Linked DNA regions of Homo sapiens: regions 2, 3, 4, 5, 6 and 7 are each linked to region 1. Evidence: chromatin loops called from intact Hi-C (ENCODE). Cell type or tissue: PC-3. All regions are shown on one strand. Region 1 overlaps SLC25A21 (solute carrier family 25 member 21). Region 2 overlaps SLC25A21 (solute carrier family 25 member 21). Region 3 overlaps SLC25A21 (solute carrier family 25 member 21). Region 4 has its middle 14 kb from the start of PAX9. Region 5 overlaps MIPOL1 (mirror-image polydactyly 1). Region 6 overlaps SLC25A21 (solute carrier family 25 member 21). Region 7 overlaps SLC25A21 (solute carrier family 25 member 21).

Region 1 (4,000 bases):
AGATCTTCGTCGTCAATAGCAGTCTGCAGTGTACCAGAGCAGAGTTTAAAAATCACCTTAGGTATGTACAAGCCTCCTTTCTCATGTAAGTATTATAGAATGAGAATCTAATAAAGAATGTTACGTGTATATTCTAAACTGCGTATTGCAAAGTTTCATCATTAGACTTGAACTCAGTCAACTTTAACAACGACTACCAGCAGCCCCTTTCAATTAATCTGTTCATACATTACTTTTCCATATAACTAAGCTAGTTTGGAGTTGAAAAGGAAGAAAAATGTGTTTGAAACCACTGATTCTTTTTCATTCATTTTCTTCCAAATTAAAGGAAATGACACTATGTTTATTCCAATATTTTAATAAAATTTTCTCTAAGATTTAAAAAAATATACTACTCTGAATGTAGGTTGGTATTTTTTTTAAAGGTTGCATTATAAATCAAAACTCCTAAAAATAGGAGTTTATGGTGGGATTGACAGTATTTTAACTTTAAAGGCATGAGGGTGTCCTTTTACAGAGGCCTAAATCAAATACAGAAAAAAGTGATGTGTTGCCAGGATGTTCAATGCACTTTCCTTTAATTGCCATATATAGTTAATAGCCTGGTCATTTTTTTCTAAATAAAATAAGTCAGAAAGTTGCAAGCAACTCGATTACACAATATCTTACCATGCAACGTATCAAAAACAAAGAATTTAATCGTTCTGTGGTCTGGGTTGAATTCAACACTGAAATCTTTTCATTGAACTTCACAGCAACAAAGAATTTCAGACTTTCAGATGACCATCTTTGAAGTTGGATAGAACTCTGACCATATTACGATTGTCTGATACTGAAAAAGGACAAAGTACAGAATCCAGTATTCCAACCAAGATTTGGGCTGATCTGAGAAACTGGAGAAAAGTACTGTGAAGGAATTGCAGATATAGAATGACTGGATAGGTCATTTGATCTTGCTTCTGAGACTGAACTTAAAAACCTGTTTCAGATTAAACAGCATTTCATTGCTTTCTTTTTTCTTTTTTTCACACAAAAATACTCCTACAGATTAAAAGAAACCATCAGAATGGAAGTAAAAGAATTATGCAGTATATATTATATCTACATAGGTCCGGAAAGTTCCTGAAATTTACTCAAGCTTTACTCAAAATATTGACACTATTTAGTATCAAACCAAACTCCGGGAGTACACAGAGGGCCTTCCTACAATGCATGTGATCAGGGACAGCAATGATCTTATCCCATAATATATCACAAAACAGTGGAAAAAAATCATCTCATATTTTTAGAAATCATGCTCTTATTAGCTCAAATATATAGTTTAGGCAGTCAACATTTTGTGGCTTCCATCATTTTCAAAGATTATGCTGCACAAAATTGTATAGAGAGTATTTTGACTTACACATTGACTTTTTTAAATATAGGAGTGATTGTAGCAATAGCATTGATTGTAGCTTTAATTTACATTATCAAGAAAACTACACCAAATAAATTCAAATTATATTTATATAATTTTGATATAAATCTTGAATCAGATAAGTCTCAACATTTAATAAATGTTTTTACCACATTAATTTGCATTTTAACAGTATTTTCCGCACAGAAAATCTGTGATGCATATTTAATTATGGCATGGAATTTTTTATTATACTTTCTTATGTAGTTTAGAATATATAAAATTAAATATAATTATACTTTTGTTCACAGAATAATTTTAAATGCTATTCTTCATTAATGGTCAAAATATTAACTGCTAATTATTGAAAAATTCAAATTTTTATCTCAAGAAGTAAATTAAAAATACAGAAACTGAAAAGTATACAATAAAATACTTAAATACATAATTTTAGAGGTTGTGTGAAAATAGTGTCTTTATTTGAAATATTCTGAAATAAACATTTTTTCAAATGTTTAAATAAATTTTTTTTAAATAAACTTAGAACATGTAATTAGATGAAGCAAAATCAATGATACATCAAATTACATGCACATCATCAGAGGAGAAATAATTGTATCAATGTAAAAAGCTAAACCTAAAATAACAAAACTGGTAAAATTTTGTTCTTATGACTCCGGAAATATGCCATCACCACTTTATATTTATTTTTATTACACGTGTTTAATTTTCAATTAGTTAGACTATTATTCATTCTCTTACAATTAACACCGAGCTTAAGAGTTTGAACTAAAAAAAAAAATCACCTAGCTGTTTCTAATGACTTAAATTCATTATACCTTCAATTCTTTTTGAAACTGAAATTCTTCGCGATTAGAAAGCCAAGTGTCCTGAGAATATTTTTGCTTAAATCTAGTCCAATTTCTGAAACAATATAAATACACAAAAATATGCCATACATGCAAGGTACACGTTCTTAAAGAAGCTGGAAGCTTCGCTGAACTATCTTGGGACAAGAACTAAGCAGGGAGCAGAACCGTGCTGGCACCTAGTGGCGGACGGCGGTAGGACAGTTGTCTACCTTGGCTCTCAGGCACGTTGGGAGAACACATTTTAATTATTTTAATCTATGCTTTCTATCACACATATTTGAAAGGAAGATAAATGAAAAGTATCTGGAGTAATTAATCCTAACTATGCAACCAAATGTTATGATTTTAATTTTATGCAAGGACAGAAAGAAAATTTGGAGGGGTAGAAGTGGTGGAGAGGAAAAAGACCAGCTGTGGTGAAAAATATAACGTGGTGAAAAGACTTGTGCAATTTTCTTTTCCCTTGATATGTTCTGCCAAAGCTGGTCACACTAGTCTGTTCTCCATCAAGCAAAGAATTTTGATGAAATCAAGTGACCGGCTGTTTGTGAAGTTCAGTCTGTATTTGGGACATAAGTAACCAAATAGTACTTATACTACTTATACACTAAATTTGGAGTTTTCAAACTAAAATATTATGTGCAGAGGTATAGTTATTTTTCCTTCATGGCACTTTTTAGTAGGAGGGTAAATTTAGATTTGAGCCCCTCCCCTAGTCCACCCCCATCTTTTGGGACTGGGGAAGGTATGGTTCCAGTAGAGAGCTGCTTCTGCCTTAGAAGGCAATGAGTCAGAAACGCAAATCTGAGCAAAGGCGGAATTACTACTACATGCCAGAGAGAGTCACACATCAGTCAAGTCCACCAAGTGAACTCTATAGTCTTCCCAATTGTGAGACTCTATGATTTGCTGAAGAAAGAATTCTATTATATTTTCCTACATAGGGAGATAGATTTTAGTCACTGTCCCTGTGTTTAAGACTGAGTCTCACTCTGTCACCCAGGCTGAAGTGCAGTGGTGCAATCTCAACTCACTGCAGCTCTCTGCCTCCCGGGTTCAAGTGATTCTCCTGCCTCAGCCTCCCGACTAGCTAGAATTACAGGCACGCTCCACCACACCCGGCTAATTTTTGTATTTTTAGTAAAGACACCCTTTCACCATGTTGGCCAGGCTGGTCTTGAGCTCCTGGCCTCATGTGATCTGCCCGCCTTGGCCTCCCAAAAGTGCTGGGATTACAGGCATAAGTCACCGCACCTGGCCCTAGGCTTGTTTTGTATCATGTCTTAGACATGTAGGGGTTTATTTCAGAGCACACAAATGAACTATTCTAAGTATTCACACTATTGGAGGGCTGCTTCTGTCCCTCTGAGTCCCTGCCCTGCTGCTATATGTAAGACCAAGATGAACTGCCCCTGGTAAATCGGTCCTTGTGAAAGTCTGGGGAAATGCCAGGTAACCCAGTGACAGTTCCACTTGGCTCTTTGTAGCTTACACAGTACCAAACCTGAGAGAGCACTGCAAAGTCAGGTCAGGAAGGTTTCGCCAAGGCTTGGAAATAAGAACAGGGTATGAGTCTTATACCACCTAACTGGGCCTTCCAGTTAGCAAGAAGCCTTTGTTTAAAAAGCTGGCTAAGAAACCTCCTAGTAACATATTTCCCTGTAACAAGTTTAATTAATTAATTGAAAAAATACATAGTAAAAGATGTTTATATTAAATATAAAATTATCAC
Region 2 (4,000 bases), 210 kb after region 1:
TTATATTGATTGTATGTCAGATTTCTATTATAGAAAGCAAATCATACTATTTAGCATGAGATCATCTTCATTTAGATACACCATAGGTCAAAACACAGATGTTTTGTCTTCATTGTTGCTCTGAGAAACTATGATTCCTACAAGAAACATTCCCTCCACCATCAGTAAAATAAGATGCTATGAAAGAGGTCAAAGTATTTGACGTCTAAATCAGAAGGTATTTTCTTTACTTCTGCCATATTTCTATATGGTTACATGGGGATATATAAGCAAAACAGGTCTCAATGAAATTGAATTGCTTTGTGGCAAATGCATTGAATAAATATACATTTATTGAGCAGCTACTATATTCAAAGCACTGTGGTAGGCCTGGAGATACAAAATAAACATGACTTGGTCTCTTCCTTAGAGGGGCTCACTCTTCATAAGACTTAAAAAACAAGAAATAGATCCAATGCACTCTTTTAAACTAATAACAAAAAATCAAGGAAAAGTAAAATAGATGCTTGTGAAAAGCCTCTTTGCAGAGTGAAATGGAATACTACATATTATGTAAGCATACCAATGAAAACATTATCAGTATATATAATGCTGGATGACGGCTATTTAAATATCCAAATTGAATGAACAAATGATGGCTCACAATAGCCTCAACCTCCAGGGCTCAAGCAATTCTCCCCACTTTGGCCTCCCTAAATGCTGGAATTACAGGCGTGAGCTATCTGTGCCTGCCTAGATGATCCATTTTTTGACTATGGAAGATATGAAGCCAACAAGAATCACATAGACATCATTATCACCACTGTTTTTTTTTAACTTAGATGCCAGTGCCTCTACTTTTCTCTTTTTCTTCCCTTCCTTGCTTCTTGTTGAACTTCTAATCTCCAGCTATGAGCTCAAAATACAAGGTATACACCAATGCAGATGTCCATGAACACATGAAAGAAACAGAAAATCTACTGTCACTTTCTTGATGCTTTATGAGGCAAACCTAATGAAACTATATTGCTCTGTAAAACAAAGTTGCTTACCATTTTCATATCATATTCCTATTTCAACTTTACAGAATATAAATTAAATGTTTTCTTAGGGCAACTAAAAACTGCTCCATCAAAAAAAAAATCCGCTAGGGCCGGCCACGGTGGCTCACACCTGCAATCCCAGCACTTTGGGAAGCTGAAACCCCATCTCTACTAAAAATACAAAAATTAGCTGGGCATGGTGGTGGGCGCCTGTAGTCCCAGCTACTCAGGAAGCTGAGGCAGCAGAATCGCTTAAACCGGGAGGCAGAGGTTGCAGTGAGCTGAGACAGCACTACTGAACTCCAGCCTGGGCACAGACTCAGGCTGACTCACAGAGCAAGACTCAAAAAATAAATAAATAATCACTAAATAGTCTTTAATATTTCTTATATTTAGTACAGTACCTTCAATATTCATCCTCCTTAGAACTATCTTGAAATCCCTTAGCTGTATACATTTCTCATTAAGAGAGAAAAAATAATTTAATTTAGTAATTATTTAAAAATTTTTTAAAGACATGGGAAAGTTATACTGCCATCTTGTGGTTAAAGTTTGATTACAGAAGCAAGCACTTCTGGCATTTCCCATTCATAAACCAAATCCACAACATAATATGTATCATACTTAAAACTTTTTCCTTACAGAAGGAGTAGGGTTGAAGGAAAAAAATCCTGTTTAGAACTTACATTCAAGAAAAATTATTATTCATACATATACCCAATTTCTTATGTTAAAGGCCACTGAATTAAAACAAGAAATGGCATTTGAGTCCCAGATACATAAATAAAACCTACGTGTTTGGCACTGTAGCTCCTGTTTAGAGATGTTTATAATTTATTATGACTATAATACATACCCTAGCCCTAATAACTTTGAAAAACAAAATTATGGAATCTAGGAGTTTCAGGTAATCTCTAAGATCTACAAGAAATTATGACATTTATCCTAAGCTTATCAATGATTTCTATTTTATCCAGGACTCTAATTCAAATTTTACGGCAAGAACCAACATAAAGAAAATAAATATTATACAAATAAAAACAGTTTCTTCCATCCCTCTTTCTTACTCATATACATAAACCCATTTTTCCATACATACACAGGTATGAATCACAATTAAAAGAAAAATTAATTCCCAAAGTACAGTCTGTATTTTTCAAGTGTAGAATTCTCTATGATCTATGCAAGGCAAAGATGCTTTGCAATAGTGGAATGTAATCAGAAGTTAACACACTTCTAGATCTAACTATATCTGCAGAAAGCTTTTCCTTTTAAAAAGAAAATAAAAAGCAAATCACCAAAATTATAGGAAGACAGCGCCATCTATAGGTCTGCACAAGTACAGAATAGTAATCTTAGTTTCAGATATAAATGTCCACTGTGATAAACTAGCCAATCAAATGTGCTGTCCTAGGCGGACGCTCCAAAATAATGCTGCTCATTCTCAGATCTCTGGAGAGGATCTTGCAATTTACTCCAAAGTGCTTTAACCTGCCTCTACAATCATGCCCCAAAATGATAGTGATAATAACAGCAATAGAAGCCTCAAGCAATCAGAACAAAAACTAATGTTTTTCACAATTGTATTATTCTGATTTGGCATACTTGATGGTCGATAAATATTGGTAACTTTTCAAGAAATATTAGCACATTGGTAGGTTCTCTCTCTCTCTCTCTCTTTCTCTTCATTCTGCAAAATTACTTTGGGCCATGATTCTATTTTAGGTGTCATCCAATTCTATCGAGTTCTATTGAATTTCATTCTTCTTTCTCCAAAGAGGAGGCTATACGTTCTCCCTACAGTAGTCTATTCTAGTTTTTACAGACATTAAATTACATGCGACTTAAGATTCCCTCCTTTTTCAGACAGGCCCCTCCTGTCCACTCTTGGGTTGCTCTCACTCTACTGAGTCACACCAGTATCTTATTAGTTGTGTGCGAATTCAGTTAACAATACGTGAGGGTGGAGGCTTGGCCCACTTCCTGACCAATTGCCTGTAGCATCTGGCAGAAAAAAAGATGCCGCATTAATGCCAACAGAGGCACTGCTGGTTAATATGGAGAATTTCATACTTAAGCTATGGCTGGCATTTAAAAATCTGCAAAAACAAGAAATGGACTTTTGTACAAGGGCAGACCCTGTTTGTTCATTAACACTCAAGTTCAAGAAAAAGCTGTGGTATTTAACATAACCAGAGAGAAAAAGAAGACTTATGGGGGCAATACTTGAAGGGGCTGCTTACCTGATTTCTCATTCTGCACACTAAGAGGCAGGGTGGAGTAATGGATGAGAGCTCAAGCTTTGAAAGCAAAGAGCAGAGTTTGAGTCTGTGTCTGTCATCAGCCTTGAACAAGATATTTAATTTCTCTGAGCTTCACTTTCCTCATCTTCAAGAAATTACAAATTGGCTCATGCCTGGAATCCAGCACTTTGGGAGGCCAAGGCGGGCAGATCACTTGAGGTCAGGAGTTCAAGACGAGCCTGGCCAACATAGTGAAACCCTGTCTCTACTAAAAATACAAATATTAGCTGGGCAGGGTGGCATGTGCCTGTAATCCCAGCTACTTTGGAGGCTGAGGCAAGAGAGACGCTTGAACCCAGGAGAAGGGGTTTGCAGTGAGCCGAGGTCACTTCACTGCACTCCAGTGTGGGCGACAGAGAGAAACCCCATCTCAAAAATAATAATAATAATAGAGATTATTTAAGCAAAGTAAGATGCTTTGCACATAGTAAGCATTCAGTAAATGTTAGCACTCAAAAGATAAGATTTATCTTACTTTTTAAAATCTTATCATACTTATTGACTATGATAGTTAGGAAGGATCTACCCAACCCAAACAAATATCCCAGGAAGTTCATTGTGACTTCTAAAGATGACAAAAAGAATGAATGAAAAGACTGAACTCAAAATAGAAATGAGAAAATGATAATTTGTTTGAAGGTCTGATATTAGTTTCAAAATATATCTCTGAAACAT
Region 3 (4,000 bases), 190 kb before region 1:
AGGCAGAAAACACATGAATGAAATAATGCCAGGTCAACATTGCTCATCATGAGGGAAATGCAAATCAAAACCACAATGAGATGCCATTTTACCACTATTAGGACAGTTATTACAAAACAAAAATAAAGAAATCCTAGAAAATAACAAGTGTTGGAAAAGATGTGAAGAAATTGGAACCCTTACGCATTGCTTTTGGGAATGTAAAGTGGTGCAGCTGCCATGGAAAACAGCGTGGAGGATCTTCAAGAAATCAAACATAGATTTACCATATGATCCAGCAATTCTACTTCTGGGTATATACCCACAAGAAGTGAAAGCAGAGACTTGAACAAATATTTGTACACCCATGCTCATAACAGCATTATTCACAATAGCCAAAAGGTGAAAACAACCCAAATATCCATTGATGTCTGAATAAAGAAAATGTGGCATATATAAACAATGGGGATATTATACAGCCTTAAAAGAGGTTCTGACACATGCTATAACATGAGTACACCATGCTACATGGAATAAGCCAGACACAAAAAGACAAGTACTGTATTGACATGGTTTGGCTGTGTCCCCACCCAAATCTCATCTTGAATTGTAGCTCCCATAATCCCCACATGTTGTGGGAGGGGCCTGGTGGGAAGTAACTGAATCATGGGAGCAGTTACCCTCATGCTGTTCTTGTGATAGTGAGGGAGTTCTCAAGAGATCTGATGGTTTTATAAGGGGCTTTCCCCGCCTTTGCTTGCACTTCTCCTTCCTGCCACCATGTGAAGAAGGACGTGTTTGCTTCCCTTTCTACCACGATTGTAAGTTTCCTGAGGCCTCCCAGACATACTGACTATAAGTCAATATATAACCCAGTCTTGGGTATGTCTTTAGCAATGTGAGAACGAACTAATAAATGTATGATGCCATTTCTATGAGGTACCTAGAATAGTCAAACTCACTGAGACAGAAAGTAGAATGGTGGTTGCCAGTGGCCAGGGGAGAGAGGTTTAATGGGTTCAGAGTTTCAGTTTGGGAAGATGAAAAGTTCTGGAGGTGAATGACGGTGATGGTTGCACAACAGTGTGAATTATTGAATGCCACTGAAGTGTATACTTAAAATAGCTAAAATGGCAAATTTTATGTTATGTGTATTATGACATAATAAAAAATAACAGAAAGTGAAAAGATATAAAAACAATAAAACAGGAGAGTAACTGGTTGCTCTCGGAATGGAAGGAAGCTACTAATTCCAATTAGGTTTCCAGGAAAGGACCCACTGAGAAGATACTGGCTGAGCTAGGAAGCCTTGTGTTTAGAAGAGGTATAATCTATCAAAAGGAGAGAGAAAATTTAAAAATGGAGAGTTTGGGGAACATATCACTACATCTTAAGAATCTCAGCCATCACTTTATAAGCTTTAGCTTTCCTTTTCATGTAAAGGGCATAGAGAAGCCATGATTTCAAAGGCAGTTTCTTGGGATGTTCTAAAATTTAATTGAAAAAATATTTCATGTTCTCTAGATTCATTCCTCTCCCTAAAGGGAAGTTAATGCTTAGTAGTTGCATACTGTAAAGACATTGATGATTTAAAACTAAATCATTTGACAAAATCCACCAGAAGCAAAGCCAATATTTATAGAATTTCAGAACCATAGCACTTCTGAACTAGAAAGGGCCCGTCACAGCTCTTTAGTCCTCTCCTCTGAAGCTTGATTTCTCTCTATAGTGTATCCACCAAGTTGTTACCTGGCTTCTGATGAGGCACCTCTAGATGGCAGGATCTCAGAACATTCAGGGTTTCCATACAATCTTGAGATGGCTCTCTCACTGGGGACAGAGAGAGAGAGAGAGAGAGAGAGAGAGAGAGAGAGAGAGAAAGAGAGAGAAAAAGCGAGCAGATCAAAGAGAGATCAAAGTGATCCTGCTTTGATCCCAGATCCATTTTTTGGAAACTTTTACCTGATTCTATTCACCAGGCTAATTTTATGTATCAACTTGACTAGGCTACAGGGTGCCCAGATATTTGGTCAAACGTTATTCTGAGTGTTTCTGTGAGGATGTTTTTGGGTGAGAGTAACATTTAAGTCAGGAGATGGAATAAAGCAGATAGCCCTTCATAATGTGGGTGGGTCTCATCCAATCAGTTGAAGGCCTGAGTAGAACAAAAGGCTGACCTTTCCTGGAGAAAGAGAAACTTCTCCAGCCTGAGCTCAGCCTTTAAACTGGGATATCAGTTCTTCTAGTTCTATAGCAGCTTATAGCCTTCAGACTGCAAACCTACCACTCTTCTACTTCCTTAAGGCTATATATGATAGAAAAAATAAGGTGGGTGGGTGAGGATAAATATCTTCCAAGTACATTAAAGGGGAAAAGGGAAGGGAAATAAGATTCGATGAGAGTTGCTTAACACACAATTTGATTTCATCTTTATTTACAGATGTGGAAACAAAGATTCTTGGAACCTAAGTAGCTTATCTACATAGTTAAGAAGTAATTGATATGGGACGGAAGCCCAGATCTCTCTGATCCTGAAGCCTGTGGTCTGTCCCCTGTGCCATATCACACAGCATACACACTGTGGGCACTTGAAAGAATTTCCAGAATGATATAAATTGATGGCACGAACATACAAAAGACAGTGCCCAAAAGAGAAAAAAAAAGAGATAAAAGTATAATACAAGGAAAAGTTAAATTTAATAGGAAATATGTTATTAATTTATCTACTTGTACTTTGTCTTCCTACAGAATTCAGTAATTTTCATAGTAATGCATTTTCACTGCCAGTAGCAAAATCGGTGGCAAAGGAAGAATAATTGTTTTCAGGAGAGCTAAGGGATGAGAAAAATTGAATTTAGAAAACTCAATACACAGTTAATAATCATCTTTAAAGTCTGAATTATGATGAAAACTGTAAATGCTCAGAAAATAGTAGAGGAAAATAAAAATTTAAAATTAAAATCACACAAACAATCTACAATTCTAAAATAAAGAGGAAAAGAAAATGAAACAAAGAATTCCACTTAGTTTGGACCCTTGAAAAACCATAGTCTAAAACCACACTCCCATTTATATTAAATAATAATGAATGAGGACAAATCTGGTATCCAACAACATTTTAGAAAAGTCTGACTCCAGTTTTTATCCAGCTATAGGGATGGAGGTTCCCTATTCACTGAAGAAGCAACAGTGTGATATCAGGGAAGAATTCAGTTATCACTCACCATGTAAAACCACCACTGTATTCAGAAAGTGGGCATTTTGCACATATAACATTTCCATGAACCATACATGTATGCACACAAGCACTCATGTGTGCACACACATATACACACTCACAGGCAAGGTGATTTTTTTCCTTCATCCCTGTCAGTGCCCTGTGGTGGCGGTCATTGATCTCTATGTGACCCAAACTCCCATGGGGCATGGCAATGCATCTGTGCTATGGCGACAAAGTTCAACAGCTCACACACTTGGATGCTATGGTAATATCAAATTGCTTTAACATTTCTAAACACTCTCAATTTCTGTGCTTATTGTGAACCACACTTTGACCACTCATTTTCTTCTGGAAATTAAAAAAAATCTATATATATCAAATATATGAACACATAGATCGTTTTTATCAACATAAGAGGAATCAAAAACAGATTAGTCCATTACTTGCCTTTTGTACTTAATTGATATCTTTCTTACTGGCCACCAGCTCCACAGCATGTTCCTGGTGAAGGCCTCAGAGCTCCACCCCTCCCTCTGGAGGCCAAGTGGGTCCATGTAACAGGCCTGGCATCTGTACCAGGATGGCAAATGAGAGGCTGGGACTCAGCACATAAAGTGGATTTTCTGCATGGCTGAGCCAAGTGCTTCCAACCATCCAGCCACATGTTTCTCTATATGGTCCTGGCAGCTATGGCTTAGGATAGAGCCAGAATTTGGCTTGATTTCTACACTGAAAAGCTTGATAGAATGCTGGGGTGGTGCCATCCCATAATAAAAGAGGTGGTTCCCTCAGACTGGCACA
Region 4 (4,000 bases), 290 kb before region 1:
TTTGTATTTCCGTGTCCTCAAGCATGGAAAAGAAAATCTGCCTTTGCCAGCAAGAAACAGCCAGCCCTACAGAGAACCTGAGCTAAGAGGAGTATCCTGTCAGCCAGATGTTTCATCTTGTCTGTGAGGGCATGTCTTTCTCCTTTGTCATTGTACCCCAGCACCTCACACAGTGCCTGACACATACCAAATTCTCAATAAATATGTGTTAAATATATGAGCGTGCTATTCTAGACTAACGAAAATGGGTACTTATGGCTCCTTGGGCAAAGCTTTAAAAGGGCAGCTATGCCTCCTCAGTTCAGCATTAAAGTGGCTGCATAATTACAGCAAGAAGAAACCCAGAGTTGTTCTGCAGAGCTAACTGGACAGGAGGATCCATCTCCTGCGTTCCACACTGAGATTCTCCCTTCACAGCCTTAGCTGATCTTAATAAGATGGGCTTATAGCAGCTTACAGGAGTGCAGAGGCAGAAATTAGCTAGCACTCTGCTATTTTTCTATTCAGTGCTCAATGACAGAGAAGCCCAAGTTCTCAAACTGAGTCAAAGATGAAGCCATAGAAAAGAACTCCTGAACGAGGTTCCCCTCAACAGTCTTGACTGTTATTACCATCAGAAACCTAACTCAGAAAACTGTGCTTTCTATATTTCTGAGAAGTTTTGTTCCCTCTGTCTGATCTAATTTCTTTTTTAAATGTTACTCTGAAAAAAGAACGTCTAACCTCTTTGGCATATACAAGAGGAAAGGGTCTCCCCTTTCCAGTGGTGGTGTAGAGAGCGGCTGGGTTCGTCCCTGAGGCCGGAGTGGAGATGACCGCAGCCAGGGTGGCCCTGCTCAAGTTGGGTCAGCAGAGCAAGGTTCCTTCCAGAGGGCTTGCCCCCGGGACAACTTGGAGCCTGCTTCTGGGGAGCCACACACGTCCTCTCCCACTTCTTGCTGGAGACTTGGGGACGTGAAGGGGGGGTTCTGTGATCCCGGAAAAAAAGTAACTTCTCTTGGTAGGTGATACTAGGCAGTTGCGTCCCGGGGAGTCCCCGCCTTTCTGCGCTTCCCCTGACGGGGGCACAGGGGCCGGCGTGCGTGTGTGGGTACGTAGCTCATCCCGGGGAGCTGGGATCCTCTTTTCCGCACTTGGGGAAGACGAATGCCGACCATTGGCTCAGACACCATACCACACAGGCATTTCTGGAGGCATTTCGCGGCGTTATTATGGGAAGTTGCGCGGACCGGGGCCTTCGCGCTACAGCCGAGGAGTCTCAGCGCCTGCCAGGCGGGAGCCGCACTTCCGGCGAGGTGTCTTCGGGAGGGGGCGCCACAGCCCGTGGCAGTGCCGGCCTCCCGCCTTAACCAGCCCGACTCCCGCCGCGCCAGCACCGTGGGGAGCGAGTGGGTCCCGCCCGGCCGCGGCCTGGACCTGGCAGCCGGGCTTCGTGGGCGCTCTGAGCCGTGGCCCGTGGCGCGGGGTGATCCTTGTGCCTGGCGCCGGCCTCAGAACCCCGTTTACGGCTTTCCGCGCATACGGAGGTTGCTGGGGACCCCGACACCTGCGCGCCCTCGACTGGGGCCCGCTCCAGCAGTGAAGACCCAGGCCCTTCCCTGGGCCGTGGCTGCTCTTGGTGCCTCATGGGAGCGCCCGGGGTAGGGACTCGGCTAGTGACCTGTAGGACATGAGGGGCGAGCTGGGAGCCGATTCGCCCACGGCGTCTCCTTCGCCATGGAGGCCCCCCACCCATTCCACTCCGGGGTTGCGGCCACGCACCATAAGAGCACCTTCAGGTCTGAGCTCTTTAGGGGTGGGAGTAGGCAGTTCGTGAGTCCGGGAAGGCCTGCGGGGTTTCCCGCCTGCTGCGGACTTAGCGTGGGGCCGACCGGGGCTGGCGAGGGCTGGCGAGGACTGGCGGGGACCCGCGGGGCTGAGCCAGCTCTCGCGAAGCCCTCAAGTGAGGAACGGCGCTTGTGGCTGCGCGCTCTCCGCAGCCAAGTTGCAGGGTCCAGCAGGGGCTCAGGTCCTGTTCCCTCCGCAGATCCCGGATCTAGGGCTCTAGTGGTCTCGGCCGGAGGGAAGGTGACGCGCAGTGGGCGCAGACGCAGAGTGCGGGGCGCCGAACGTGGGAAGGAGCGGGTTCAGCGCGCTGGTGAGAGTTTCAGGAAATCCGGGAGAGGGCGGTATTTACCAGTCCCTTCCCCGAGAGCAACCAGGCAAATCGGGGAAGGTTAGAGGTGGGGGACCTGCCTGAGCCGGGACAAAAAACTTTGGAGCTAGGGCCTTCTAACCCTGGAGACTTGCCGACTCCGGGGCGGGCTCTCGCACTCAAGTCCCGAGATGGGATGATTTTCCAACTTTCGTCCAGCCTCTCCTTCCGCTCCCGCCGCTCTGCTAGCACTCCCGCACTCTCTCCCTGGGTCACAACCCTCGCCTGCGGAATACCTGTCTGAAGGGCGCGTCAGTAGAAGCTTCGTTTCATACTACCTTTCTTACTGTTCTCTTCATCTAAATCGCAGGACATTATTCTCGGCTTCATTTCCACATAGCATTCGGCAGTGGACAAGGAGTAGGCGGACCCGAACCTGAACCTGACAGCTGATGCCGTGAAGTGGACACTTGAAGTTCTTGGTTTGGCTTTAGGGAGCGTTTAGGGAATGTGTTAGGCAGCAATCGGGCAAGCATGAGCTGTAGCCCAACCCTTCCCTCCGTGGGAAAATTCAAGTTAGGACGCAATGCGAGGCCTCTTAAATCTTTAAGATCCTCGGGTCAGCTCAAAGAGTCTTTAGCAATTCGTTGTTTTGTCTTGAGACCATTATCGGTCCCTAAGCACCTAATTATTTAATGGCAGCCCTCTGGGTATATCGGGTAGACTGATAGGTCTTATCTAACATTCAAACACAAGTTTCTGGAGGAAACTCTCATCTGACTTCCTCCTTTCCCACCCGCCGCCCACTGTCATTTATTTTATTAAATGGAACCCATTTAAAATCCAAATTTATAATTATTAAAAAGCAGTCTTATTACATATTCTTGAAGATTTGGTTGTGTACGATCATTTAATCATGTAGTTTAATTTCTGTGTTGTTCCCACATTGCCAACTTGATGGAGGAGAGCAGACCCGAGGACTTTTCAACCTCCAATAAAAAAGAAGAGGACTTTATGGCTGGGGTGAAAAGGGGCTGGTGAGCTACGACAATGGGGCAGCATAGCTTTACTATGTGCAAAAGCATTCAGACACATGGCGACCCTTTTGCAATAAAACTTTATTGATGATCGTTTGAAAGTTATGGCAACTCCAAGGTTATAAAACTTGTCATAAAATACCAAGCAGTCATTAGTTTACCTGACCTCATTTCAATATAAACTTCCACAAAACATTTTATTTTGTTCCTTCTTATAAGTGGAGAAAAGAAGTTGAAGAGGTTAAATACAGCGGCCCATTATTGAGGATCCAAAATCTGCAATTTGACACTCTGACCTTCATCCCTGCAAATAAAGCAGTAAAATTTACATTTTATTCTTTAATGTTCCGTTATTGCAGAAAAGTTAATAGTGTGTAAATGTTATTGTAGAAAAGATAATAACAGCTATGTTTTAGTTCCAACTGCCCATTTTTAGCACATAACCTGTGTTTAATTTTGGATGGAGACTTTTTCCTCTTTGGAAGATTTGTAAGATATATTTAACAATTATTAAAGAATATTTGCTCCCCGAGCTATGCAATAGAAGTCTAAGAAGCAAATGGCCACATGTTGTCATGTGACCTGAAGAGTTGTTCAAAATATTCAATTAGTATTTACAGCTATTGAGAGGTTAGATGACTAATCACTACCTCTTGCCACCCTCAGTCATGAGCTTAAAGAAAGGCAGCTGCCCTGAGATTGGCACGTACAACTATACTACAGAAAATAACCCAAACTGATGTTCCAAGAAAGCTCCAGGAGATAAACTGGAGTTTGTCAAAATCATCATTTCTGGTCCAACTGTATGAGTGGACTTAAACCATGGATC
Region 5 (4,000 bases), 290 kb after region 1:
ATAGATTTGATTTGGTAAAATAAGTATCCTGACCAATAAAGAAAAGTTAATAGATTGAAAATGGTAAAGTTTCTAAAATAAGTCAACAATTTCATCAAACATCTTTACTGTATATAGCTTATTTAAACATATATATACTTTTCTAGGTATTGTGCAAAACAGGCACTAGAGACATGAATGAGTGCATTGTTAAATTTATAAATATTATTAAAAGATTAATTTGTGTGTGTATGTGTTTGAGACGGGGTCTCACTCTGTTGCCCAGGCTAGACTGCAGTGGTGTGATCTCAGCTCACTGTAACCTCCTCCCTGGCTCAAGTGATCTCTTACTGCAGCCCCCAAGTAGCTGGGACTACATGCGTGTGCTACCACACCCAGCTAGTATTTTTTGTAGAGACGAGATTTTGCCATATTGCTTATGCTGGTCTCAAACTCCTGGATTCAAGTGATCTATCTGCCTTTGGCCTCCTAGAGTGCTGGGATTACAGGTGTGAGCCACTGCACCCAGCCAAGCCCATTATTCATTTTTGCCACTAAGACTAAACTAACCAAAAAACAAAACAAAACCCAAAAAGCCCATTGGTTATATGAATTAACATTACAGAGTAGCAGACCAATTAACATTATTAAATTAAGTCAACAACATGAAGAGATATATACTTAAATTCCATATTGAGTTTATGCAGCGATGTAGAAATAAAACTATTAGGAGGAAAAATCTGTTACGGTCACTACTGATTATATACCTCTTTATGCTGGTGATTGATTTTAGGGGCTTTTATTAAATTAAATTTACATACTTTTTGTCATGATTCAAAAATGGGGTTTGACTCAAAGTTTAGTTACATTAAGGATTAAAATATTTTTACATTAAAACTATATATGTTACAAAAAGACTGCATGGTCTCATTTATATGTAGAATCTAAAAAAGTTGGATTTAGAAATAGGAAGATGATGGTTATCAGGGGCTAAAGGTTGGGGATGGGAGTGATTGGGGAGATGTTGGTCAAAGGAGACAAAATTTCGGTTTGACAGGAGGAATAAGTTCAAGAGAGCTATTGTAAAACATGGTGACTACAGTTAATAACAATGTATTATATTCTTAAAAATTGCTAAGAGAGTAGATTTTGTGTTTTCACCACAAAAAAGACATGTGAGATAATGCATATGTTAATTAGCTTGATGCACCCATTCCACAATGTATATTTCAAAACAACATGTTGTGCATAAATATGTACAATTGTGACTTGTCAAGATACATAAATATGCATTTAAAAATCATTATTAAGAGGTGAATTTTGATAATCTTAAACCTGCTCTAACAGGACTAAAAATTTTCACCGAATTTTTAAGAAATAAAAAAAGTTTTGCTATGTTATTTATTAATAGGAAAAGGTCAACAAAGTGTTGAGAAACGCTGCTTCTGCTTTTGTATATGTCTCTAGCTGTTTGTTATTGTGACCAGTGGAACTTTGAAGAGAGTTTTACAGTGATGCTTGCAGGGTGTTGCTCCATATCTCTATCTTGTGGAGTAGCTTTGTATATTTTATCATCTTCCTTAAAGGGACAGCGTGAATACTAAGTTTTTCCTTGGAGAAATCAGCTGCCACTTTTCTTTTTCCTATGGGAAAATTTTATAAGATGTTGAAGAAATCCCAAGTATTCATAAATATTACTTATCAAATGAGAAATTTTGGTCAGAATCTTGGTTAGGAAAAATGTGGGTAATTACATGTTATAGATGAAAAGCTGGGTTTTCTAAAAGTCAGTTTTGTTAGGTTTACTGCAAAATTAATAAAAAGGACTGATATATAAGCTTTGCAAAGTGAGTCTATTTCTCCAGTAGGTGGCGCTGTATACTAATGATATTGTGCTACTGCATGGCAAACAAGGGAATGCAGCCGATGAGATAATAATATTAAACTTAAGTAAACCAATATGTAGTACAATTCAATATTTTACCTATTCATTATGTAACTAGAGGCAAAATATAATTTTATTCCATATATCTCTATCTATCTATCTATATGTTATTTTCCGGTTATCTGTGGAGAATGTGTACAGTTGATTGGTGGAGTTAGTGAGTTTTTATTGGTCTGTCCTTACACTTTGAGTCAGTACTCTAATGACCAAGAAAATGTAAAAGATTTTATTAGTATTATTATTATTATTTTTGAGACAAGGTCTTGCTGTATCGCCCAGGCTGGAGTGCAGTGGTGTGATCACTGCAGCCTCAAACTCCTGGTTTCAAGCGATCCTCCCACCTTAGCCTCTGGAGTAATTAGGACTACAGGCACTCACCACCATGCCCAGCTAATGTTTTTATTTTTCATAGAGATGGATTCTCCCTGTGTTTCCCAGGCTGGTCTCAAACTCCTGGCCTCAAGCAGGACTCCTGCTTTGGCCTTCCAAAGTGCTGGGATTACAGGCATGAGCCACTGTGCCCAGCTAATATTTTCAATATACAGTTGAAATTATTTTAAATGGCTTGCACTCAATGATTTGCCAAAATAATGGAAGTTCTGCATTCCCACTGATATTAACATACTGACTGATTTCTATGGTGTGCTTGATACTAAGGCTAATAGATGAATGTCTTGTAGATACTTCTGCATTTACCAGTTGATTTCTCTACTTAAAAAGTAGTATCAGGTGTGTTTGTTCTCAAACCTGTTTATGCTAATTGTATCTGTGATCATAATTATATAATTATATTAAAGTAAGCTAATGGAAATTTCATTATAAAAAGCATTCTCTCTAGGAAAACTAAGATGAATGTTTTGGAACAATCAGTAAAGGTTAATCACTAAAAAAAAATTACTATCAAAGAGGTGTGAGAAAACTGAATAAAAGCCCTACAGGCCGGGAGTAGTGGCTCGCACCTGTTATCCTAGCACTTTAGGAGGCTGAGGTGGGAGCCTCGTTTGAGGCCAGGAGTTAAAGAACAGCCTGGGCAACATAGGGAGATCGTATCTCTACAAAAAATTTTACAAAAGTAGCCGGATATGGTGGTATGTGCCTGTAGTCTAAGCTACTCAGGAGGCTGAGGTGGGAGGATCACTTGAGCCCAGGAATTTGAGGCTGCAGTGAGCTATGACCACACCACTGCACTCCAGCCTGGATGACAGAGCCAAACACTGTCTCTAAAAAAAATTAAAATAAAAAATAAAAAATATTTTATTATTGTTTGGCATATAAATCATGCTTGACTTCTGCAGTGTACCTAATGTATACTGTTTTATAGTATACAATGTTATAAAGACACACTGTGAATACAAGTAATACCTAGAAAATAGAAGTTATAAAAGAAGTTACTAATTGAAGAATTATCACTCAGCTAATAAATTTTATACATCAGGGTTTATAAGGAGTTTTGGTTAAGGTATAGATCAGCTTAACTGTTTTCTTCACAGTGTACTCTCTGTCCCTTATTAGTATCTTGCTACACATGTTCAGTCATCTTTTTATAATTTGTCTCACATTTTTTCTCAATATTTTATATAAAAGGAGAAACATACTAGTATTCCAATGATCACCAGGACTTGAGCCATCCAATGGGAAAATGGAAATTGCAACTATATCTCTTCACAAGTCTTCTAATGTCATCTTACCCTTCTGACTATTCTTTTTCCTCTTCTGTCAACACATACTTGTACCTTTTAATATCCTCTTACCATTTTGACTATTATTTGTTCTTCTCTTTCAGCAATACTTGTACCTTTTTATAGTATTGATGGAGGCATTTACTTGCATGTGTCACTTTTCTAAGACCAAATTCACTTTTTTTCCTCAATTTTTCATAAGTATCATGTCAGTTGGGGCCTTTAAATCAGCCTGCCAACATATTTTCTAATTCTGGAGATCAAGCAAATTTGATTTTCATTTACTTCTTTTAATGAACCTGCAATCCCATTGCTATATCATGCTGCCAAGGCAGAAAGATTAAAATCTGGCCACTCTAAAATTCCCAGATTATACAGTGATTAAACTATTCAGTAG
Region 6 (4,000 bases), 170 kb before region 1:
GTAAACACAGCTGGTCCAATAGCTTGAGTGGCAATGAAATACAGTGCCACGGAAGAGATGGGTTCATGGGTGACGCAAGGACTCAGACGCTCTTGTGCAAAAAGCCCAGAGGCCACAGTTTGTCTACTCCTGACTATGAGGACAAACTTGAACTCTCTAGAGAAGAGTTTCTCTCTTGCTAAACCATATAGTTTTAGAACTATATATAGTTTATTAGATTTCCCAGACAAGCAAAATTTCAAAACATTTGGGGGACTTTTATATAAAGTTGCCAACTTTTAATCTTGCCAAGCAAGAAACATAAAAAAAAAAAAACTACTGTCTCCATCATTTTATTAAAAGGGCATTTTAACATAAAAATATTAATAAGGAATAGCCCTTTAAATTGAATACATCTGAGCTTTACAAAAAAACTCCATCTTCTCATTTTGCCCTGTACCGAAGAACATTTTGTACACAGACTCTGGTGTCTGGGCTCATTGGGCCTCATCTGTGTCTGATAATTGCTGATGACCAACGAACAGAGGTCTGAGCTCGCGAGCAGCATAAGGTGGGGCACACCATTTTCCTTGGGGCCAACGAACAGGAAAGTTTGCCAAACCCTAAGATTTCACATTCCTAGATTGTGCCACTTCACGGCCACAGCTGGGCCACAGAGCACTGCTTACAGGCCATATGGACTCTGTCAGGAGCAAGTTTTGCCCCAAAAGCCTACATAGGAAGTGAAAAGGGAGAGCTCTTGTAGCCTGGCACTCAGCAGCCATATTTCAAGTGTAGCAGAAGCAAAACAAGGGAAAATTTTAAATTTAAAATCTCATTCAGACCTTCCAAAACACGTTTGTAAATCCTTGATATTTGCAAGGGCTAAATCCTGAGACATAAAAAAATCTCCAAATCCGTGAACATGGAGATATTTGCACAGGCTTCTGGCTTTTTCCAAGAATGATTTCTTTTGAAACATATGCATTTCCAAAGTCTATCTCTTCCCACACCAAGTCAATGTTTTTGAAAGATTTATTCATGTTTTATCTTTCATAGGATGACTACTTTTCTTTTTCATAGAAATCAAGTTTTTAATCACCCTAAGAGTTAGTGCTTATGTGAAGAGCAGAGAACAAAAAAAATCTGATTGGAGAGGGATGTTGGGCGGCTGACTAGGCTAACACACTAGCTCCTCAATCACTCCCTAACACTAGCTTCAAAGTACATATGATTCGAATTTGAACCTCAGCAAAACTGCCAATTAACACATCACAAACCTTCATGGTCGATTGCAAATATTCAAAACCTAGAGTGTTAAATCTGTGAATACCAAGGCTCCCCTGCATAGTTCTCTGGCAGTTCAGTGTTACATAATTTGGGGTGAGAAACCCAGGTTGCTGTTGGGAATGGTAACAATCAATAACTACATCTTCCTTTGTTGCAATTCTAAGCACAGTAAAATAAAAGCATAATATGTTTTTAAAAATGAACATACCGATTGCCTATACAAATTGCCTCATTTTCACTATGAACTGGCTTGGTGATAAATGGAAATTATGAATTAAGAGATTGGGAGATTGCTGAACACCGTTCAGAAGAAAAAGATGGTGAAAGTTCTCTTTTTCTGCTGCAGTACTATGCTAAAGAAAAAATATCTCACATTTACCAGCATTCTTGAGGATTTCATGTTCTTTCAAAATAAACTTAAAATACTTTGCTTGGTTGCATGCACGATGACAGATTTCGAGAAGGAAAAAAAAAAAATCAGCTACCAGCCACTGGGTGGCTAAACAACCATGTAGAATGTTGTGTCTTCTCAGCTGTGAGTGATGAGTCAGACCCGTCAGACTCTGCTGTGATAAGGGCCTGCCATCTAGGGCATCTCACATTACCAAAGCCATATCAATTAACATTCATCTGGGAGGACCCCTAAAGGCTTATAACTGATAAGCCACAACTAGAATATGTGATGGAGAAAGACTCTGTGCTTGTCTCATCCTCAGATTTCTTTGGTCTCAGAGAGAATATGTTCAAAAGTTTAAAATGCAAAAACAACATGGATCTATTGAGTATTAATTTGAAATCTAGAACTGTATTTTGAATAAGGTATAAAAGAAGAAAAACAAATGATCCTTGTCTTAAAAGAGCCCAAAATCTTGTTGTGTTGACAAAAAGCAGCATACTAACAGCAAATATAATAGTAACATTTTCTGAATTACTATTTACTGACTCACCAGAGATCCACCAGTGCAGTTTTGCTTAATCCTCATGATAACCCTATGTGGAGAGTTCTCACGTTGTCAACAGGATAGAGATGAGAAGACAGAGGCTTAGAGAAGTTAAATAACTTACCCAGCCAGGTCTCTATGACTCCAAAGCACATGCTCTTGCCCATTACATCATCCATTATAGATACATACATCCATTCATAATGGTAGGGAAAAACGGAATTGCAACAAGATGATGGTTCAAAGGTATTCACGGATGCTTTTTGTAATGAATACACATGAGTTATGTTTCATGTCCATCTGATGGACATTTGTAGATGTCTTGAGTTAATATGTCTACTTCTGCTGAGCAGATGAGAGGAATTCCCAGATACCAGCTCCAATGCCACACTCCTTCCTCTATGGAGGGAACTTCTAGGAGTGCTTTCTTTGTGTTCCCCCAATAGCACGTCCCCTTTTACCATTTATTCAGTGATTTATGTAGTTGTTATAATTCTCTATTAGACTGCAAGCTCTTGTACAAAAAGGATTTGGTTGCTTTCTTAATATTTAGCAAGTGTTTTATATATAATAGAAACTCGACATTTGTAAATGCTAGTGGTCTAATCAATTACTCAGCAGGTATGGGGAGTAGTCAACTAACATGTGCTCTTGGTTTCTTTGATTATATTTTAAGTTTCTGCAAAGTGCTTCAGCTTATGTGTTAGCAGATATTCCATGTGACATTGCAGAAACTATTCAAAAAGTTTATTTCTCAGTACTTTTCCTGAGATTACTTCTGGGAAAGCCAGTATGAGGAAAAGAACTGATAGATCGTTAGGTAGATTTTGATAATATATTCTGGACTCCAAATTCTAAGATGAACAGAAGGCTTTATATCCATCTTATTAACACAGGTTGAGTTTATTTTAGAGACTTTTTTTTTTTAAGACAGGGTCTCTGTTGCCCAGGCTGGAGGGCAGTGGTGTGATCAAGGCTCACTGCAGCCTTAATCTCCTGGGCTCAAGGATCCTCCCCCTCAGCCTCCTGAGTAGCTGGGATGACAGGCATGTGCCACCACACCCAGCTAATTTGTTATTTTTTGTAGAGAACAAGGTCTTGCTATGTTGCTCAGGCTGTAGAGACTCTTTTTAAATGAAAAACAAAGAGGTAAAATAAGGACTCGGATTTCTTACCTTAGTAATATATATTGTGTTGTGTCAATTCTCTTGTCATTTTATTTACACAAACTGATACAAATTAAAGCAAAAAGCTAATGTTTCTATTTTAGAAATAACGACAATTTAAAATATTTTAATAAAAGTCTAAAAACTTTTGAATTAATTCCAGTGGTACTTATGTACAATATAATTTTAATCACTTTTATAGCATAATAAAATTAATAAGTATAATAACAGTAATTACACACTCATTCTTATCTTCATGAGATGGTATTCCCTTCACTCAATAGTTGCATATGGAGAATTCTGTAATTGCTTATTTCCAAAGAACTGTTTGAGTAGAACTTAGTCCCATAGGACTTATAAAAAGAAGTATGTTCGCTTTACTGAAAGGGTGAGTGCTTGCCACTCAGGAAATCAATATAGAAAAGGGGAAGAATAGAAACTCAGTCCTGTGTTTAAGCTTGGTTCCCAGAATATTTAGATAGATTCACTCTTATGAGCTACACACAATAAGAACTGTCTAAAGTAACCAGGGAAGTGAAGTTTGTACAGCCCTCCCGAAAAAAATCGTTTCCCAGCTAATTTATATAATATTACAAATTGACAAATAGTTAAGGGCTTCCCAAA
Region 7 (4,000 bases), 180 kb after region 1:
AAAGAAATTCACATTATATTTATCTATGTAAAACTGAACTTGTCCCAGGGAACAATCCTGCTTTAACAGAAAGGATAAGAAAACTCAAAGAGTTTTGAAGTATTGGCTTTAAAAAAAAACAACTAAAACTTACTAAGCAAGAATAGTCATAAAATTTAAATCACTCAGCAAGCACTAAGCGAATACATGTTATATGTAAGACACTGTAAACTTCAATTTTCATAACACACAGCACATGTACAATACCCTCTCTCAAGATGAGCTTGGTACCACATATACAGACCTATGTCCCACTCCGGGTAGATAATCTTTCACTGGCCTCTTCTCAGTTGGAATTTACAATTTACTACCTTACAATGCATATACATTCACTTTGTGTGCATCTTACAACACTTAAGATACAATGGTACTACAAGGCATATTTGACTTTCTCTAACTTCAGCATTACATTTGAAGTCCTTGGACATGTTATTGAAAGCCCTTACTAGGCAGACCTTTCCAAACTAACCAGAACATATCCTTTTAATAAAAAATAATAGCTATGTTCTCATTTTCAAAGTTTGTGATTAAAACCTACAGTGAAAGAATCCAGCTGAGAAAAAATTTCCTTTTGGTTCAAAAAAAAATAATGTCATTAAATTTATCGGAACAATATGAAATGAAGATGTTGTTGTTGGGTCCTTCACTTATAATAGAAACCAAATATGCTTGCTGGCTTAGTTAAATCCACAAATTATTTGTCACATAACATTTCAACAACAATTTTGAACATATAAAAGTTAAGGTACCAAAGAAAATCCCACTGTCAATGATAATCAAACTAAACAACTACACATCTTTTTGTATGTGATTTAATTGCCCAGATTTCAAAGAAAGCCACATAATCTTATGAGTTAAAATATTTCTTTTTCTTATTTTAAGCATGGCAGGACAGCTTTTCAAAACATAACTTGTAGTATTGGGTGCCATTCCAACTACCAATTCAGATCCTTTGACATGGCGGCTCAGTTTGCTAATCTTGGCTTATACTTTTAAAAACAACTTACTACAACTTTACGTGGTAGCATTCTGTTTTTCTTATAGTTTATAGCTGAAAAATGTACTCTTTAATTACTCTTGATATTGACAAAGGGCACTGTGACTCATTTTATTTTTCAACATAGAGCTAAAAGGTACATGAATCATCCTTTTGAAATTTGGAATGCAGGCAAAACAGTGGCTGTGAATGGAGTCTAAGTAAATAATTCCTCTCATCATCTAAACTTTTTTTCAGGGCATCAGCACTAGAAAAAGTCATTTTCTTAGCAGTAGCTTATTGCCCTAAAAAAGAAATGGTGAAAAATTTATTCCCAGAGCACAGTTTATTTACCATAAGATGTGGCTCAGTAAAGTGTTTTGTATGTTGGAAATGTAAAGTTAATTCTTCCTGTCAAAGCCTTAGGAAAACAGGCACATCGTAAACATACTTTTGCATTTTAGAGCTGGCTCTCTTTATTTTAGAAGAGAGTTTTTTCTATACATCCCTTAAGTCGGCATTCTTAGATGTGTAGAAATGAGAATAAGTAATTTAATAGTATCCTGGTATGACAGATCTAATATAACATATACTAGAGTACGTTTTTCACTCTCCACATGGGAATACAAAGAGGGAGAGGGGGGAAGTGTAGAAAATAAAATCCCAAGAGATGAAACTGATACCTCTCTATGAAGAACTTTTAAGCTCCTTCAAATAGTGGGGTTAAGTCACTGCCAAGGCTCAATACTGCCATCTCCTTCCTAAATGCAGAAATACATAAGCAATCTGAGGATAAAAATACAGGATCACAAAGCAAAAAGTAGTTACTGGATACATAAAATTCACCAAACATAGTTTTTTTTTGTTTGTTTTTTTTTTTTGTCATTTTGGTAGGAAGTCCAATCACTAAAGATAGTTTAAAAACTTTATTAAATTAACAAATATTTTAAGACTACAAAATGATTCTTTTTTGTATGGATTCCCCTCCTCCCAAAAAGCTTAATTTATAGTTTAAATGATAATAGCCCTCCCCAGAAACTAAACCACCTTTGCAAAACTAATGAAAGGCCACCAAGTTAGGAGGATGGTAGGAACCCGAATTATACTAACGTACAGATGTAATGGATTACCAGCCATTATTCCAGAGGTCACAATATTTGCAGCTTCTCCAACCACTCCTGCAGATAACACCACTATTGTTAGAACCTAAGAATGGACTTTTGAGATGTCTTTTCAGGTTTTTGCATTTCTGACAACTGATGGCTCCACCCAGATCCACCAACAAGTCCTGTGGCCCCACCTAGAAGCAGACTCAGCAAACAGGAAGACCATTTTCCACAGCTCTGTGATTGTACCCCCAAACAATCAGCAGCTCCCATTCCCCAGCCACCTGCCTCCTCCCAACTATTTTTGAAAAACTCTAGCCTCCAAATTTTTAGGGAGGCTGATTTGAGTAATAATAAAACTCCGCTCTCCTGTTTAACTGGTTCTGAATATGTAAAGCTCTTTCTCTATTGCAGTTCCCCTGCCTTGATAAATTGGCTTTATCTGGGCAGTGGGTAAGAAGAACCCATTGAGTGGTTACACTATTATTGATAATAGTCCAACTTATTTTTCTTATTTTAAAAGATATTTAAGGATTGAGACAACTACTAAGGAAGTACATAAAACCAACCTTAAATTTAAGCAGAGTAATTCCCTGGACTATCTTTTCTTTAGGGTTTTTATACTTATTCCTTGACTCCCATGGTTTCCTTACCTAGTAATTGATTCCTGAAAATCCACCATTACAATAATTTTTTTTTAATTTAAAGGTTTTTTCAGAGGCATTTGAACCAGAGTGACTCCATCTTGAACACAGGCTGGGTAAAATAAGTCTGACACCTACTGGGCTGCATTCCCAGGAGGTTAGGCATTCTAAGTCACAGGATGAGATACAAGCTTAGCACAAGATACAAGTCACAAAGATCCTGCCGATAAAACAGCATGCAGTTAAGAAGCTGGCCAAATCCAACCAAAACCAAGATGGTGATGGAAGTGACCTCCAGTAATCCTCACTGCTCATTATACACTAATTATAATGCATTGGCTTGCTAAAGGACACTCCCACTGGCGCCATGACAGTTTACAAATGCCATGGCAACATCCAGAAGTTACCCTAGATGGTCGAAAAAGGAGAAGAAGCCTCAGTTCCAGGAACTGCCTGCCCCTTTCACAGAAAACTCATAAATCCACCCCTTGCTTAGCATAGAATCAAGAAATAACTAGGCCAGGCACAGTGGCTCATGCCTGTAATCCCAGCACTTTGGGAAGCTGAGGCAGGTGGATCACTTGAGGTCAGGCATTCGAGACCAGCCTGGCCAACATGGTGAAGCCTCATCCCTACTAAAAATACAAAAATTATCCAGGCGTGGTGGTGTGGTGGCATGGGCCTATAATCCCAGCTACTCAGGAGGCTGAGGCAGGAGAATTGCTTGAACCTGGGAGATGGAGGTTGCAGTAAGCCAAGATAGTGCCACTATACTCCAGCCTAGGCGACAGAGTGAGACACCATAAAAAAAAAGAAAAAAGAAAAAAGAAAAGAAAAGAACTATAAGCATAATCAGTTGAGCAGCCCACGCCGCTGCTCTGCCTATGGAGTAGCCACTATTTATTCCTTTACTTCCTAATAAACTTGCTTTCACTTTATTCTATATTCTATGGATTTGCCCCAAATTCTTTCTTGTGTGAGGTCCAAGAACCGTCTCTTGGGGTCTGGATGGGAACCCCTTTCTGGTAACCATTTCAGCTCTATTAAAATGAAAATAGCTCACAGAGAGGTAAATATGTAATACAGCATCAACTACAAAGATCTTACTGTACACTGTTCTCAGGTAGGGTGGCAGCAAGTTCCTACCTAAAGATAAAGGTGAAAATGATATGATATGATATCTGCCACAATGATACGAGTGGCAGAAGGAGATTCAATGTTCAGACTTTAGAAAT

Evidence for each region. A loop is a pair of places that touch in the nucleus more often than their neighbours do. Peaks named below come from ENCODE experiments on the same cell type or tissue, not always from the same donor. Only the 100,000 strongest peaks of a DNase experiment are listed, where the experiment ranks them.
Region 2: it touches region 1 in a loop (9-fold over the local background); 18 of 110 quality-filtered maps call a loop at or near these places.
Region 3: a loop joins it to region 1, with 7 times the contacts of the local background. A loop is called at or near these places in 5 of 110 quality-filtered maps.
Region 4: a loop joins it to region 1, with 8 times the contacts of the local background. A loop is called at or near these places in 58 of 110 quality-filtered maps.
Region 5: a loop joins it to region 1, with 2.7 times the contacts of the local background. A loop is called at or near these places in 4 of 110 quality-filtered maps.
Region 6: a loop joins it to region 1, with 7 times the contacts of the local background. A loop is called at or near these places in 13 of 110 quality-filtered maps.
Region 7: a loop joins it to region 1, with 9 times the contacts of the local background. A loop is called at or near these places in 12 of 110 quality-filtered maps.

Annotation. Positions count from the first base shown.
Region 1 is chr14:36,939,965-36,943,964 of GRCh38, forward strand. The region is part of intron 1 of SLC25A21 (solute carrier family 25 member 21); the gene reads right to left. Among named protein-coding and RNA genes, the nearest start is that of MIR4503, 10 kb to the right of the region's middle. In PC-3, CTCF peaks have their summits at 2,454 (motif pointing left) and 2,657; DNase peaks (open chromatin) are centred at 2,417 and 3,097; H3K27ac peaks cover 1,532 bases.
Region 2 is chr14:37,148,338-37,152,337 of GRCh38, forward strand. The region is part of intron 1 of SLC25A21 (solute carrier family 25 member 21); the gene reads right to left. Among named protein-coding and RNA genes, the nearest start is that of SLC25A21-AS1, 22 kb to the right of the region's middle. In PC-3, CTCF peaks have their summits at 1,568 (motif pointing left) and 2,340 (motif pointing left); a DNase peak (open chromatin) is centred at 2,364.
Region 3 is chr14:36,752,103-36,756,102 of GRCh38, forward strand. All of the region lies in intron 3 of SLC25A21 (solute carrier family 25 member 21), which reads right to left. Among named protein-coding and RNA genes, the nearest start is that of PAX9, 92 kb to the left of the region's middle. In PC-3, CTCF peaks have their summits at 1,751 (motif pointing right) and 1,984; no DNase peak of the experiment used is centred here.
Region 4 is chr14:36,645,963-36,649,962 of GRCh38, forward strand. No RefSeq gene overlaps it. Among named protein-coding and RNA genes, the nearest start is that of PAX9, 14 kb to the right of the region's middle. RefSeq lists an enhancer at 1,390-2,219. In PC-3, CTCF peaks have their summits at 2,164 (motif pointing right) and 2,365; a DNase peak (open chromatin) is centred at 2,189; H3K4me3 peaks cover 1,202 bases.
Region 5 is chr14:37,228,937-37,232,936 of GRCh38, forward strand. All of the region lies in intron 1 of MIPOL1 (mirror-image polydactyly 1), which reads left to right. Among named protein-coding and RNA genes, the nearest start is that of MIPOL1, 33 kb to the left of the region's middle. In PC-3, a CTCF peak has its summit at 1,843 (motif pointing right); a DNase peak (open chromatin) is centred at 1,865.
Region 6 is chr14:36,771,453-36,775,452 of GRCh38, forward strand. The region is part of intron 3 of SLC25A21 (solute carrier family 25 member 21); the gene reads right to left. Among named protein-coding and RNA genes, the nearest start is that of PAX9, 110 kb to the left of the region's middle. In PC-3, CTCF peaks have their summits at 1,743 and 1,945; DNase peaks (open chromatin) are centred at 1,809 and 2,269.
Region 7 is chr14:37,115,985-37,119,984 of GRCh38, forward strand. All of the region lies in intron 1 of SLC25A21 (solute carrier family 25 member 21), which reads right to left. Among named protein-coding and RNA genes, the nearest start is that of SLC25A21-AS1, 54 kb to the right of the region's middle. In PC-3, a CTCF peak has its summit at 1,761; DNase peaks (open chromatin) are centred at 1,177 and 1,737; H3K4me3 peaks cover 505 bases; H3K27ac peaks cover 2,022 bases.